2 separate regions of the Homo sapiens genome follow, and region 1 is linked to region 2. The links are chromatin loops, found by intact Hi-C in ENCODE. Cell type or tissue: sigmoid colon. All regions are shown on one strand. Each heading gives the region's core, and the rest is flanking DNA. Links, peaks and the distances in the headings are about the cores only.

Region 1 (8,338 bases), core at 315-8,314, 410 kb after region 2:
ATAATAATTGCCTTCAGGAATGCTTTCTTCCGAGGGGAAAAAAAAAAAATCACAAAACCTGTAGCTCTCCAGGACTCCTCCCAGGCCCTAGACTCTGACCCGGCTCTGCAAATGTCCACTCTCAAAAGGTTCTGGAACGGTCTACCGGCATGTTCTTTGAGGCAAACAGCCTGACTTCCGCCCTCCCTTTATGGGGCCCAAATTATCAAAGGCTTAGATGTCACAGAAAAGTGCAGGAAGAGGTGGGAGGAGAAAGGGATCATGTTTTGTTTTCTGATAACCATGAATTTTCGTTGTTTCATCTGGCTTTCAGCTTTCATCAAAACAAGTTGTTTACCGAGATTAATGTTGGGTATAATAAAGGCCCCAGACAGTTCTACCTGTGGGTACTGAGACTCAATAATGCCGTTCTCAAATTACACTCTTCGCTTCCATGGGGCAGCTTCAGTGTGTTATTGTGAGCTGCTTTCTGCTGATTTAAAGTGAGATGACATGGAAACAGATTAGTGAAAACCACAGACATTATAAATTGCAATTTGGCCTCAAAAGATGAATGAAGAAGAAATGCTTTGATGTGTGATTCAGAGCTGAGCTGCAGTATTTACAGAAAAACATGTCTGCAGGGAAAGAGAGAGAGAAAAAGAGAGAAGCACAGAAAGGAGCCTTTGGGTATGGAAAAGGATATTTTCTCAAATTATAGATGACCTAAATAAATCTGAGGGCTCAAGTAGAGAGTGCAGGGGTTTTCTTGCAACTTCATTAAGCCCGTAAGGGTTGATATTGAGGGGATTTACACGATAGGACATCTGGTCTGAGAAAACATTGCAGTATCTAATCTAATTCTTACCTGGCAATCCTGTAAATTCAGGGCTGCAGAGAGACAAATGGCTGCAGGGACCCCCTGCAATATTTCTTTATACTTGCCCTGCTCCCCAGTAGATGTTTCATGGCCACTGCCCGACCAGAACAGAGGCCCGCTGGGACATTCATCCCTCTGCCCTTCTCCCAGTGCAGGATATACAGCCATTCTGAGTACTCTCTGGAACTCTGAGACTGAAGACCGCAACCATGGCAGCTCCCTGACCTTACAAGCAACTAGGATGTCCCCAGCCAGTGCCCACCTCTCCCCCGACTCCCAGCTCAGGCCTTGACTGATTTAGACTTAGTGGCATCATGAAATGTTAGATAAGAAAGTCCATTAGGGAATCAGAAAAACAATCCTCCTAAACTTACAAATGGGTGATCTAAGGCTCAGAGAGGTCACTTCACTTTCCCAGGGATACACAATTGGCTCTTGTGCACCCCACTGGGGAACACAAAACTTCATAACAGAATGAACATAGTGAAGCCCTAATAAAAACAATGCCTAAGAAGTGTGTAATGCTCTTCCCTCCAGCTTCCTATATCTGCTACCTATAGAAATAAGGGGTGCTCAGAGGCCCTTTGGGCTTTCCCCTTTCTTGGGGTAAAGGGCACAGAAAAACATGGAATCTGTGAGTCAGATGTCAAATTAGATTTTACATGTAACTATTACTGCTGATATTTATTGAGCAGTTACTCTGTACCAGGCACTGCTTATATATATTAACTCATTGATTTCTCACAACTACACTAAGAGGTAGATACATTTATTCCCATTATACATATAAGGAGACTGAGATTTAGAGATATGATGCAACTTCCCCAAGGTCACACATAAGGAATGGCAATGCAGACCTCTACCCTAGGCAGTTCTATGTGAGCCCAGAGTCTGAGTTCTTTAACCACTGCCAGCAGATTTCAAACCCTGGCACATCTCTGAACCACTTGGGTGCTTGTGAGCAACACAGTCAGCTGGGTCTCTCCCTTGGACTCCTCCCAGCACCTCCTGGTTCAGTGCCGCCAACTCCCAGTTCTCTCCCCTCTCCTTCTTTCATCCTGAAAACATTCCCTTACCATTTGCATAGCTTATCTGACAGCTGATCACTCTCCCCTGAAACCTAACTGTGCCCTCTTGACTCCTCATTTCTTGTGTGATCTCTATTTTAAGGCTGCTCTGGCTCTCTTTTCATCTTTTTACTATACAGACAGTAATGCTTTGTAAACACCAGTTTACATTGACACCTGTGCTAGCAGTATGCTTACTCTATTTGGAGGCGAGGAGCTGGGATAAGGGGAATTTGTGCCAAAGCCTATCTCCTTTTGATGTCTCCTGTTCACCTAGCAAATATTCATGGAACAATTTCTGTCTGCTGAGCACCTTGCTGCTGCCCATATAGAATTGAGTAAAATATAGCTCCTAGCCTCAAGAGCTTATAGTCTAGCTCTTCTACCTGAAAAATAAGAATACCACCTCCTTCTTCACAGAACTATCCTTCATTCATTTACTCACTTAGCAGATGAGTATTAAGCATCTTCCTTTGTGCCAAGCAACTTTTAGGAACTAGTAAGAGGAGCTTTGGTCCCTAGGACCTTATAGGGGGAGAGGTTCTGTAGAGGATTATACCTCAGTGTAACTGTGGGAACCAGAGGGATACTTATCACCTGCCAAAATGAGCCAGAAATATGCTCCCTGAGGTACCCTGGAGCTAAATCTTGAAGGACTAAATGGCTAAATGAGGAAAGGAGAAGGGAAGGACATGCAGGGAATGACAAGGGCAAAGGCAGAGAGAGACATTAGAAGCAGATTGTGTTAAAAGAATGCATATTGACTTCTGGGGCTCTAGGTGGGGCAGCAGAAGGGGAGAATAGGAAGTGAAAGTGTGAGGGTTGTCTGGGGCCGAAAATAGGAAGACCTTCCCTTTCTGTTCAGCCTGCTTCTTGACCTTCCTTCACTAATCTAGGATGCTAACGTTGCGTCTCATAGGTTTGCGGGAGTGTGAGGATTTCTCTCTACTTACCACTTGCCCTGTGTATCACTTACCCATCGCTTTGACCACCTCTATGGGCATCCCTCAAGGATCCTTCTGTTTAGACAGTGACCTTGGCATCACTCTGCCCAGCACCTCTGTATGAGTCATTAGCTCACCACACAGACCGCCAACCATTTAGAGGTCAAAGCTAGTTTATTACAGCAGAAAGAAGTCTCAGAGCCCAAATGCTATACAAGTATTTAATTATGGGTGCACAGTTTAATTACTTAGTCCAGCTTTATATGACTTAATTTATAAATATAATTTACAGTTCCCTTGTTTCTTTCTCAAGCCATTTAGTTCATTAATAGTGCTGACTATAAGAGCTCTTCAGTCCTTTCCTGCTGGGCTACAGGCCAGTGGTTACCAAGGTAAGGGGAAGGGGGGCAGGGATGTTGGGAGAAGTCTGCTCCTGCAAGAAACACTTTATCACTGGTGTTGCTAGGAATTTCCAGTGCATGGTGATAACAAAAAGCAGACTGACTTTTATTTGGTTTTATTATTGCTTTCAAAGCCTGTAAATGCTAACACCCCCCTCCACCCCATTGCCTGCACCCAGAATAGAACACTTGCCCCTCTGCCAACCCCATGCCTCTTCTCTAGGCACAAGCTTTAGTTCCTCATTGAAGCCATTTCTCAGCAACAACCTTCTAGGGCTTCCTCTTAGGTCTCCCTAAGTAGCATTTGTTCATTCAACCAGTGTTTATTCAGTACCTACTCTGTGCAAGACATTATTAGCAATGGACTGAAAAACCAGGGTAAAATATAATACAACAATTAACAGTTACTGCACACTCACTATGCACCAGGAACTGGGCCAAGCTTTTGCAAACATTGCATTTAATATTTAGAAAAACCCTGGAAACAAAGCTCAGATTGTTTAAAACAGTGGCTGTTGACCCTGACTGCATAGCGGAGTCACCTGGGGAGGTTTGACGCTGGAGCCGACCCTCTAGAGTTTTTTATTTAATTGGTCTGGGGTATTTCCTGGTCATCCAGATATTAAAGAACAAAATAAAACACCTTTTCAGGCAATTCTAATGTGCAGCCATGTTTAAGAGCCACTGATATAAGTAATTTTCCTAAGATTCCACGAATAGAGCAGGAAAGACAGGCGGGCTGGCCAGCTGGCCACCTGAGCCCTACTGCATGCCGGACTCAGCAGCACTAGGTCCTTTTACTACTAAGGATATAACAGAGGACATGTGCCATAAAAAAGATAAGACAGTATTAAAGTTCAAGGGACAATGAACTTGGACAATTCTTCATGAAAGACCTAACTTATTGGTTATCGTTGTAAAGCATTTGCAGGCTATGCAGAAGTAGTCAAATGGTAGGGCAGGACTTCTAGACAGAGACAACCACATAAGCAAAGGTGTGGAGGTTGAAAAACATGGACAACGTATAAGGATCAGTGAGCAGACACCATGTGCGCTGCGACAGCTGAGGGCAATTAGGCAGGAAAGGTAAGTCAGGGACAGGTCGTAAAAAACAGTTCTTCCCAAACTTCAGATTAAGGCACGTGTAGAATAATGATCATATGTGTAGCGTACATCAGGGGAAAAGGACAAGGCTCTGTGGTGGATCAGCCTCTCAGCGTATCTGGCACACCCACTGGGAAGTTTTGGTTTAAAGCCTTGAATAGAATCCAAGAAGTGTGAGCTTCATTCTGTGGGTAACAGGGAGCTGATGAAGATTTTATATTGAAGTAGGAGATTGTGATAGGATCCAAGCTGGATATTTTTAATACAAATCTAGGCATTGTCACAATGGCCTTCAAAAGACAAAGACTTGACTTGTTAAGTTTCTGCCAAGCATGACTGATAGAATGCTTTCATAATATGTTATGATTTGCTATACAGGTAGTGTCTTTCCTGCTAGACTCTGAACTCTTTAACAAGAGAGACTGTTTTATCTCTTCAAAAAAAATTCCAGTGCGTAGCACAGGGCTTGGCACACAGGAGGTATACAATTAGTATACCACTCATTAAATTCCATTCAGCAGGCAGCCATCTATTTCAGAGTCAGGGAGCAAAAGATGATGCAAATGCATGTATATTAAAAAGAGAATAGAGACTAGAAGGCCCTGGGCAGACAGAACTGGTTTTCGGGGGTAGTTTCCTTCCTCAAGCCTCTGCTCTTCTTCTGTAACAGCGACAATAGAAACTACCCAGCAGGAATGTGGTGAAATAACACACAAGGGGTGCATGGCAAAGGCTTGGCACCCAGCTGTCCCCCATAAAGGGGCATTTAATATTTAATTTTCAAATGCTTTAAGTCAAATAATGAGGATCATATTAATAGTTCCGATTTGTATGAGTTACATTTTCCTTTGTAAATGTACGTTTTGTTAGATGTGTGTGTGGCAGGGTTGCTGAGTTTATAAGCCTGAAGTTCTGGTTGTTGCCCTTAGTTAGCGTTCCACACAATCACCAGGTGTGAATAATCACATTGACTGCTTGTTGAGAATTCACTATGTTTTAGGTCCAATGTAATGGACCAATACATAACATATATAGATAAAACATTAGGTCCAATGTTATATATTTTATCTCACTTACTCATCTAATCCTGCACAGGGGACGCCAAGTATGGCCCTGGGACTGCTTTGCATAGCCCTCAAGATAATTGTATATTTTTGAAGGTTTAAGAAACAAAAAGAATTTGATACGAAGACTATCTGTATTGTAAAGCCTAAAATATTTACCCTCTGGCCCTTTTCAGAAAAAAATTTGCCAATCCCTACCCTATAAGATAGGTACTAAAAGTGTGTCCACTTTGCAAATGAGTAAACTGAGTTTTCGAAAGGTAAAGTAATTACCCAAGGCCAGACAGATAAATGGCAAGTCTTGGTTCTAAATCTAATCTCATACCCATGGCCTTAAACACTAGCTTTATTGCCTTAAATTACAGTAAAATGTTTCCTTTCCCTTTAATGTAAGCCCAAACTTGACCCATCCATAGCTTGATCCTAAAGAGTTTGTGACATGACTTCTCTGTTGCCAACATCCCTGAACATGCTGCATCTCACCTCTCCTTATGTTAAAAACAAAGAACAGGCCAGGCATGGTGGCTCACGCCTGTAATCCCAGCACTTTAAGAGGTCAAGGCGGGCAGATCACCTGAGGTCGGGAGTTCGAGACCAACCTGACCAACATGGAGAACCCCATCACTACTAAAATTACAAAATTAGCCAGGCGTGGTGGCGCATACCTGTAATCCAAGGTACCAGGGAGGCTGAGGCGAGAGAATTGCTTGAACCCGGGAGGCGGAGGTTGCCGTGAGTTGAGATGGCACCATTGCACTCCAGCCTAGGCAACAAGAGCAAAACTCTCTCTCAAAAAAAAAAAAAAAAACCAAAAAACTGGCCCCAACTGTCTATCAGTTTCCTCTCCCATACTCCTCACAGAGTTTCCAAAGCGGCAGAGGGTCAAGGGCTTCCAGGAGAGTTACAATCCACAGGAGAGCCTGCTGAGAAGGAAACAAAGTTCATTGTCTTCAGGCAGTCTGGATTCTAGCTGTGGGGGAAGGAAGAGAACTAAGGGTTTCCTTCCAAAGGAAAGCATGGCCAGGGTCTTTCAGTAAGCACAAATCCGAGCCACCTCCTTGTCACTCTGTCTGGGTTTTGGGGGAAAAAGACACCTGAAAACCACACTGGTTCAAGCTCCAGCAGCTCACCAGCTGAGAAAAGCAGCTGCGCCCCTTTCATCTGTTCCATATTCAGCAGGGTGATTAGCTTCATGTTCTGACCCCAAAAGAATGATAGAATGATGCCTACAGTAAGCGCTGTGCTATCCTGTCCAGCTGGGAAGTGAGGTGCCCTGTTTTATCAAATACACTGTTTCATGGGAAGCTGCCACATATACCATCAGTGGGCAACCAGGATGCAAGGACACAGAATTCATAAAATACACTTTGTACCTAAACTATGCAGAAGGTAATTCCTTTTCTTTTTTTTTTTAAGATGTTTCAGCAGTCATGGTGCCTCAGAGCACTGTCTTGGAAGGAAGAAGGTGCATAAAATGGAAATCACATTTATCAAGTTCTATGCTGCTGCTAGTGCTGAACAGGATACCTTAAATAAATATGCCTTTTAACACTGACAATCCCCAGTGCTTGTTATATCTACTTTATAGAAGAAAAAAACTGAGGTTCGAGGTGGGTTCCTTCATTCATATATTTAAGTGCCTCCTAGGGACCTCAGTACTGGGGACACTAAAATGTACAATAAAGACCCTGTCCCTGCCTCACAAAGCTTGCATCCTTGTAGGGGAGTGTCAATTCAACAACCACACAAGTAATTAATTAATTATGGTAGGGAAAGTGAAAATGCTGTGAGAACAAGTAGCAGAGGGAGCCAACCCAATCTGGAGATCCAAGAAGACCTCCCGGAGGAAGCGAGATTGAAGTTGAGACCCGAGGAATTACTCAGGAGGGGGGCAAATGAGCACTCCCCACACCAGCACCACGGAGCCCCAACAGCAGAAGGAAGCATGGCCTTTCAAAGAAGGGAAAACATGCCAGGACAGGTAGAGCAGAGGCCAGAGGTGGAACTATCATAAGGTGAAGCTGGTGAGATTAGTACAGCCTCAGCCACCAGCGCCAGCCTTGCAGACCAAGCAAGGATGTTGGACTTTATTCCAGGAAGTGGCGGAGAAACACAGCAGTCCTTCAGGAGGTCAGACTTTCTAGTAAGAAGCAAGTGATCAAATCGAGGTTGGAGTCTAAAGTCCATGCTTTTTCCACTGTACCCAGCACATTTATGTGATGGAAAAAAAAAAAAAAAAGTCTGCAGGTGTGATTGATTGATAGGATCTTCTAGCTCACAGAAAGAGTCTGGAGTAGAAGGAAAGCCCTGGAGTAAGAGTCAGAAATCTTGAGTTCTAGTTCTGCCTCTGGCCATTCCTAATTGGGCAGCTTGGCTACGTCTTTTTACCTCCACAGACCTCAATTTCCTTACTTCTAACAGAAAGGGTTGGACTAAAGCCATGCATACCCCATAGTAAATACTCAGTAAATCTTAGCGGCTACTTCTATCAGCCTCTTTGCTCTCTAATATTCTCTGTCAGTATAAATTCCGTGACTATGATTGTACTTTTTCAGATTCTCACTTACCAGGCATGGTCATCAACCTTAGTTATCTCTAGAGTAAGGTGGTATAATTATTCTTTTGACATAATCCTGGAATTCTCAAATAACATTTAGGAACTCTCATCTCCAGAAGGAATCCTGGATTTTATGGCTCACTTAAATGTTCACATAATTGATTTTCCCCTCTTACAGTATTTATCCATATAACCCACGGGCAGAAATTGAATTATGGTTCTGAAGGGACTTACTGTTATAATATTGGCAGAGTTTTCATAGGTTAAGTGATAATTAAAGTTTAAATTTCACAGAGGTCACACAGCTTTTAAGTGTGATTCCCCCCACCACTATATTATAAC
Region 2 (8,338 bases), core at 141-8,140:
GAATTCAGAGCTCTCTTATAGAGATAAGTTCCTCTCAGGAATTATGCAAAATGCAATGAGAGAAGTCATGGAGAAGAAATGATTAGATCAAGAGAAAGGCGTATTAGGCCCAAGGCCTTGTTCTTGGTGCTGTGTGATATGAATAAACATCAGCTATCACTACTTGCCCTCCAGGAGCTTAAAAATCTGCTGGGGATGTTACCCCCAAAGCATGCGACTACTTAGAGAACCAGGCATGAATGAAATAATAAAACTTACAAGAGAAATAAATAAATAAACTTACAATTAAACAACTAGGTAGTTTAATTGATGAGTTATTGGTATTGACCACGAGCGATATGAAGCATTGTAAAGACTCAAAAGAAAGCATGCCGGAGAGATAAAAACATTTTTAACTAGTCCCTGAAAGATATGTGGGTTCTGGCTAAGTCATGAAGCCAAGCCAATGGAAATGGAATGAGCAAAACTGTGAGAAACAATATAGGAGATGGTGAGGAATCCAACTTGGTGCAGGCTTTGTACAGAGGATTAGTGGGAGATAAAGCCCAGAAAGTGGGAGGGGGTAGAGTGTTCTGGGCTTCAAAGGTCATGGCAAAGAATTTGAATTGCTAGGAATTGTGAAGCCATTGCAGCTTTTTAAAAGAAAAGATACTGTTAAAGGACATTTTAGGAAGATAAAGCAGGGAGTGGGTAATAGGTACTGAAAGAAGGCATGGAAGAGGAGGAATGTGCTCTGGTAACATGCTAAGCTCTTCCCTGCCTATGGCTTTTCATCCTGCAGTTCTCCGGCTAGATCATGCTTCTCCTTGCTCTTCAAATGGCTGGTTCCTTCTCACAGCTCAAATGAGACCTCACCTAAAAGATCCTCCTTGATGCCTCCTTTCTACCATATCGCTTTCTTTATTTCCTTCATACAAATGACCACAATCCAAAATTATCATATTCATGTATTTGTTGATTTTGTTACTGTTTCTCTCCCTTAATACAATGTGAGCTCCTTCAGGACAGTAATCATATCCAACTCTTTACCGCTGGACAAACCCCTACCCCCCAACCCCACCATGTCCTAAGCAGTGCCTGGCTTGTGTTAGACAGAAAAATAAAATAAAATAACTTATGAACAAAACTGTAATCTGGACATTATTTTTGATGGCTATTATAATATTTCAAGCAGGAGGTAATAAAATATAAAATGTAATTTATTAGGAATAGACCCAGAATGGAAAAGATAATCATGTGCATTTTCAAAAAGTAGACATGAAAAGCAAAAGAAAGATTGATTCATTCTGTCATATGTCTAGTTAACTCATTGCTTTTTTTTTTCTCTCTGAATAGGACTGTATGTCTTAGTGTCTGCCAGAATTAAGAAGGCCTCACTTTTCTGAGTAAGACCTTTATAGATTTTTTAAAAATAATAAGAACAGAAATTAAAAGATACTGAAGAACATACATTCATAAAAGTGTTTTAATCTTCTTTATTCCAAACAATTCAGTGCCGAGTAGATCCAGCTATTGTATGGTTCCCTGCTGTCTACCTAAGGGTGGAACTTTTCTCCTGTCTTAAGAATCTTGGTTGAAAAGCTGCCATGGCTTTTTCTGCAACAGCGGGAGGTGGCAGGGGGTTGCACATAGAGTAGCTGAGTGTCTGAGCCTGAAGAAGCAACTATTCTTAGGGATTGAAAGTACTCCCATCACTCTCACTGATGTTCAGCACTGAAATTGTGAAGTCCACAGTGACAATCATTCTTATTCTTCTTGTACTTTATTTGAGGTATTGCCAAGATGATCTTTAGTAGGGTAAGATACTCCTAAACACATAAAATATAACAGTAGGTAATACTTTTTAAACCCTATTCATGCATCAGTTCATTTAATTCTTGCAACAATGTTATAAAGTAAATACTATTACTATCCTCATTTTATATACGAATGCAACACAGAATATTTTAAAAATTTGCACAAGTTCCCAGTTAGTAATGGCAAAGCTGGGCTTTGAAACCTACATGCAGTTGGGCTCCAGAACTGACACACTTCACCCTATCCTGCTTGTCATGGTACTTGCTACAGGCTCTCTTCCTTGATGTGCACGTGCAGTCTAATTCCAGTGATGGGTGCGCGGCCCTTAGTGCTGTTGTATGCCGGTGCCAGCTTGTGTGGGCTCACAAGAGCTAACTAAGCACAATTTTCCCCAGTTCTGCATTCAGTGATGTCATATTAGTAGCTTATATTTTGCCATGGTGGAAATATTTACACCACAGAAATCAGCAAACACTGGAAGTTAGGGCTCCCGTATTCCCGACAGAGAGCTGCGTTATCAGCACCTCACCAGCACTCTACTGTCTTAGTGTACTTTGCATAAAAAATGATGTCATCTGCTTCCCAGGAGAATAAAAAGTGTCTGTTTTCATATGATTTCAGGATTTTTTAGGCTTGTTTCCAAAGGATCACTCATAACACTTATATGGTAGTTGTGCTTACATGGTAGTTACACTCTGTCTACATTTACATTATGCAAATTTGAGTACGTGTGCCTATTAAAAGGAAAACCCAGAGACATAACAATTTCAGTAGTGTGGACAGTTCTACGAACTCTTGCAAGTGGGGAATATTTCTCTTGGAGTGAGCCTAGATTGGCAGGGCTACAAGAGCTCTGGGGCAGTGTAATGTAGGGAAAAGAATGAACTTTGGGATCCACAGGTTCAAATCCTGTTACTTACAAGCTGTTTGACTTTGGACAATACTTTAGTCCCTCTCAATTCCATATTTTATTAGGTATATTAAACAAGAAAACCTATGATGGTTCTGTTCCCCAACACCCTCAATAATTTTTTGTTACCTGCCCCTTTCAAGAATCACTTGGAGGGGCCGGACTTCACCACCTCACAGTGCTTCTCCAGAGGGAGGGAAACCTGTTTAGGCTTGGGTCCTGATATGTAGTCTTGGAAAGATGTCAATGAGGCAGTGTGAGCAGTGACATGGATCCAGAAGCGGAGGACAGACAGCAGCAGAACTGCCTTGCAACAAACACAAGCTGATGGCAAAAACAAACAACAAAACGACTAAATGATGACATACAAATATCAGTGCAAAATCACAGCAGAAATGAACAATGACAGTTGAGCCTCAGCTCCCAACACCCAGCCCGCAAAAGTGCTAAACTCTGAAAATTGTAGCAAAGGTAAACAAGTGCGCTCAAAAACTTTCAGATGAAACTAGATGCTCATTAGAAACATTGTTTTAAAAAGAGGAGGGAGTGAAAAGGAAATAAAGACTATTCTATTATTTTCTGCCTGACTCCTTTTCTGTTCTTCTCTCCACTTCTTTTCCTTTGGGGTTCTTTCTCTTGGTTCTCCTTTGCTCTGTCTCTCTGGCTTGTTCTTTACTTCCTTCTGATTGTCTCTTGTTCTTACTTCTATGTGTGACAGGAGGTAAAGAAATTCGGGTGATAGATTCTTCTGCTCTTAAATCAAGCCATGTCTGATCTTCCTGGAAGGCATCCTAGGACCAGGGGTCTGGGTGGTGAGGAGAAATCCGAAATTCTCCTTCCAAACCTCCAATATGATCCTCTCTGCCCAGCTCCAAGGCTGGCGCTTTCTTCCTCTCAATTTATTTCACAGTCCAGGATACACTTGTCCAATTGGTGCTTTGTAACTGTGAGTCGGCCTGGGTGTTGGCATGCTTGGAGCCGACAAAGAGGAGAAACAGTAGGGGGCGCTCTCTAACCAGGGCGGGAGCTGCCAGCAATGCCTTTCTAGGCAAGGCCGGACTGCGGCTGTATCTTTCTTAAATTCGAAATCAGGAGCTTCCCAGCCCATTAAAGGAATTGACATACCTCAGTTCCTGTATCACTTGCCACTTTCACTTTATTTAGCTCTTTCATGATGTTTTGAGGAGTGAAGGCTGGGAAATTTGTGTCCTAAAGACATTATGCAAGCTTATCTTGGCAAATGAAATTGAAAACTTGATTAAGAGCTCTTCATATTCTGCTCAGATGTCAGGTAAGATGCTAGTCTTTCAGACAAAAACACCTGGCATGCCCGATGAAAGTATATTTTCTTTCCTAGCACTTAGTTTTTGCATCATATTGCTAAACTTTATGGTAATACATAAACAAATAAATACAGTCCTTTCTTAGAAGTGTGAAGAAAAATCTATTTCTGCTTGAGAGGAACCTTGGGAATATTTAGAAGACTCAGTATAAGTGGGGCATGAGGTTGTTCTCAGTAGCGTGTCACTATGGTAACACATGCCCAATAGCCTGGTCCTTGGCCCAGTGAAGGGATAGCACCTGGCTTAGGGGTTGACACAGAGTATAAACTCAGGAAGTGTTGGATTGAACATCCACTTTCTCCTTATTTTATGTTCAAGGGCGTAGGATATTTTATCTTTGTTTACTTTTCCTTTACTTTTTTTTTTCCCCCGTGAAGAATGCAGTAAAAATATTCAGGGCTAAATGGAAACATTAGGGTCACCTAGGGCAGCCCTGTGACATTTTGTTTTTCAGAAGCAGCTGTTTCCCTGTCCTTTCCTATCTTCCCATTCCTCTGTGAATTCCATGATGTTCTCTTGCAATAATGGCCCTGAACTATTCCATTCCACCTGGATCCATTGCCTTTCCTCCCTCTCCTCTCCATTAGAATAACACTTTTCCATGCCTATGAGAAATTAATATGTCAGTTCTTCTGGTACTGTTATAAATTCAAAAATTTTAAAAGTTCATAGTTACATTTTTACTTGTCCAACCACTTGACCCAGTTTTAGATTTGTAAAATATGTTCACTATATTCAAGATCCCCTGGTAGTTAATCTGAAGAAATGTCCTGATCAGTGTTTGAGTAGAAGCTAATGACTAAATTTGTAATCACCCCTTTCCCTCTAATTGCACTTTAAAAAAGGGAGCGAAGAATTTCAGGCACATGGTAGCCTGATGAAGGAGGTGATTTGGGGGTGGGGAGGCCATTTAGTTCTGTCAAATCACACCCTCTATGAGGAGAGTTACATACTGCAACAAAATCTCCTGGGACCCTTCTTCTGCAGCCTGGTGCCTTCCAGTATATAGTAGGGCATATTCAAATAGGAATAATCCTGCTAAAGCAACATTCTGGAAGGGCTGTTTCTAATATTTGCTTACCCTGATCACCAGAACCTTGGTTGTGATTTTCCACTGGGCAGATCCAGTCCAGATAATTATCCATCAAGATATTTTCTTACTGGGGGATTTATATGAGGTGTTACACAAATGAAGGAGAATAATTAAACCCATAACCAAGGAATATACTAGGTTCAACTATGTACTTAACGAGCAAATACAAACACACACACATACACCACCACCACTCCTGCAAATAATATATAGTCAAGCAATTGCAGTATTTCATATCTTAAGTTATTACAGAACTGATAAAAGGTTTATCCAGGGATACCTAAAGGAAATGTCTCTGCCTGGCCCATGTATAGATCTTTACTTCCCCCCCACCTTTTCATCTAATTCTAGTATGTGATTTTATTATCTTTTATGTGACACTATTCCACATTCCCCATAGGTTTCTATTGGAATGGTTACTTCTTGAATCGGAGCACTTAAACTACTTGAGAAGTCTCAGGCTTTCTATCTGCAATTGCTTCGAGTTTACGCCTTAACATGAGTTTCTATCAGCTGTATCTCTTTAGTTCTCATTACTCTTCTTCTAAGCACAACTGCCTGGATCTGTGTCATGCTAGAACTTTTAGAGATTTTCTTTTTTTCAGTCAGCTCACAGCACTGGTCACCTAGGAATGACTTAACTCTTTCCTGTGCTTCACTTCATTTTTTTCAGCTCTCTCATTCAGTGGAGGCAGTGTGAGTAGTTATATAAATAACTCTAGCTTTTAATTGAGAAGAGAACAAATTCCAACTCAATAACTACCTAAAAGTCTTTCCATTGTGAAAATGCCGTCAACTTAGGCATCTTCCTCCATCTTTTTGGTGTGCATAGAATAACCATTTTTGTTTTTGCCTAAAACATGCAGTTTCACAGTTATGCAAACCTGGGACAAGGTCTTTTCTCATATTAGGGTGAGAATGAGGCCAAGAGAGCAAGCAGTGCAGCCTGTGTCATTGTCTATCTGCTGAATGTTGGTAGCCCTTCTTCTAAAGAGAAACCAACACAGAGAAAACAGGCAGTATTGCTAAAAAACCATCTGTGAATGGTGCGGTAGGTCACAGGAAACAGAACATCTTTTGGGGCTCCCCCACCCCCATAGAAAGAATGCAAGACTTGGGACTATTCTATAAACTTTTCAGCGCCTTAATGGGTGGTTGCTGAGGACCCTGGGAATATAATCCAGTAAGTTTTCGCACTTATCCCCTCCCCACCAAATAAACAAGTTGCACTGGTTTTCCTAAATCTCTCTCTGAAGACTTGGTTGAAATTGAAGTGGTCAGTATTATGTTGGGTCAGAGGTTAAATTCTGGACTAAATTGGGGGAACACAGAGACTTAGAAGGATTGAGGATAAGTGATAAAGTTTTTGTTAAACTGTAAAATGCATTTAGGATTTAACATTTAAGCACCATTGTTTAGAAAATGCCATGATTCAAGCTGACATGAAAATGTGTGTGTGTGTGTGTATTCATATGGCTCCTTTCCCAGCTCTTAAAGCCTCGCCATGACTCACTGCTCTTTTTCCCCCAGTAAATAATCTTCACCATGAATTGAATTAACTGGAAATGACAGATAGCAATGTTTTATTTTATTATTACTATAAATCAGTAGTAGCTAAAGGATGTTTGCTTGGTAGGTCTGGACTCTTTAGTCTTTGAGTTTCCTGAAGGTCAGAGGTTTTTAAAATTCAGAAGGGTATTAAGTGTGGGTCCTGAGGTTATCTTTCTGTTTGCGAGAGGGATAGACTAGAGATAATACTTTTTAAATACTTCTTTTTTTTTTTTTTTGACAGAGTCTCGCTCTGTCACCCAGGCTGGAGTGCAGTGGCGGGATTTTGCCTCACTGCAAACTCTGCTTCCTGAGTTCAAGCAATTCTCCTGCCTCAGCCTCCTGAGTAGCTGGGATTCTAGGTGTGTGCCACCATGGTCAGCTAATTTTGTTTTTTGTTTGTTTGTTTGTTTTGGTTTTTTTGAGACGGAGTCTCACTCTGTCACCCAAGCTGGAGTACAGTGGCGCGATCTCGGCTCACTGCAAACTCCAACTCCCGGGTTCTTGCCATTCTCCTGCCTCAGCCTCCCGAGTAGCTGGGATTACAGGCGCCCGCCACCAGGCCCAGCTAATTTTTTTGTATTTTTATTAGAGACGGGGTTTCACTGTGTTAGCCAGGATGGTCTCAAACTCCCGACCTCAGGTGAGCCACCCTCCTCGGCCTCCCAAAGTTCTGGGATTACAGGTGTGAGCCACTGCTCCTGGCCTAAAAGACTTCTTATAACCCAGGAGAATTTAAAACATAAAAAAAAGGACTTCTTATAAAAAAAATTTTTTTTTTAGTAGAGATGGCATTTTGCCATGTTGGTCAGGTTGGCCTCGAACCCTTGACATCAGGTGATCCACCTGCCTCGTGGTGGTGGACGTCTGTAATCCCAGCTACTGAGGAGGCTGAGACATGAGAATAGCTTGAACCTGGGAGGCGGAATTTGCAGTGAGCCGAGATTGTGCCATTGCACTCCAGCCTGGGCAGCAGAGCGATTCTCAAAAAAAAAAAAAAAAAGTTTCTCCTGGTTGCTTTCTGAATGAATGGCTTGAGCATTTAGGTTCTTTTTTATAGGGAAATTTTTCTTTATTGCAGTGAAAGAAGTTAAGATGCTTCAGGAACTGAGGCTGCTTTATGCAGCACTTAACACAGTAGTAAGAAAGTACTCTGGATGCATTTGTTGATTAAATGATTGAAAAGTCAGCTGCTCGACTCTTTTCTCTATTAATAAAAACAAATGTAATCCTGGCACACAAACTGTAATCTGAAAATGGGTTTTAGAAATCCACTCTACTGAATAAATGGGCCATTAGAGCCTTTCATTATTGAGGTTAAGAAGGTACATTAGACTAGATGGAGGTGGGAATGAGGAGGAGGGAGAGGTATGTTTAACGATTTCTAAATGTTGATAGAGAAGACATTTTAGCTCCCAAGTTTTCATCTACCTAATATTCCTACTGACAGCATAAAAAATCATAATGTCTGGAAATTATCAGGAACTGTGAAGGGTTGAGATTTTATCCTACTTGTAAGTTAATACATTAGCCTGCTACAGTTTCATAGATGCTGACAGAACTCCTGGGTTGGAAACAAAGAATTTTATTACTCAGATTGACAGCAATAGGCAGAGTATCAATTTTTTGTGGCAGTTCCTTGAGCCC

The links. A loop is a pair of places that touch in the nucleus more often than their neighbours do. Peaks named below come from ENCODE experiments on the same cell type or tissue, not always from the same donor. Only the 100,000 strongest peaks of a DNase experiment are listed, where the experiment ranks them.
Region 1: a loop joins it to region 2, with 2.6 times the contacts of the local background. A loop is called at or near these places in 3 of 110 quality-filtered maps.

The regions. Positions count from the first base shown.
Region 1 is chr11:95,291,346-95,299,683 of GRCh38, reverse strand. No RefSeq gene overlaps it. Among named protein-coding and RNA genes, the nearest start is that of SESN3, 64 kb to the right of the region's middle. In sigmoid colon, for the core only: no CTCF peak of the experiment used is centred there; a DNase peak (open chromatin) is centred at 3,343; H3K27ac peaks cover 403 bases.
Region 2 is chr11:95,701,093-95,709,430 of GRCh38, reverse strand. It overlaps LOC107984377 (a long non-coding RNA gene), which reads right to left. Exons shown (of 2, transcript XR_001748337.2): 2 at 8,257-8,338. Among named protein-coding and RNA genes, the nearest start is that of FAM76B, 85 kb to the left of the region's middle. In sigmoid colon, for the core only: CTCF peaks have their summits at 3,491 and 3,691 (motif pointing right); a DNase peak (open chromatin) is centred at 3,710; H3K27ac peaks cover 200 bases.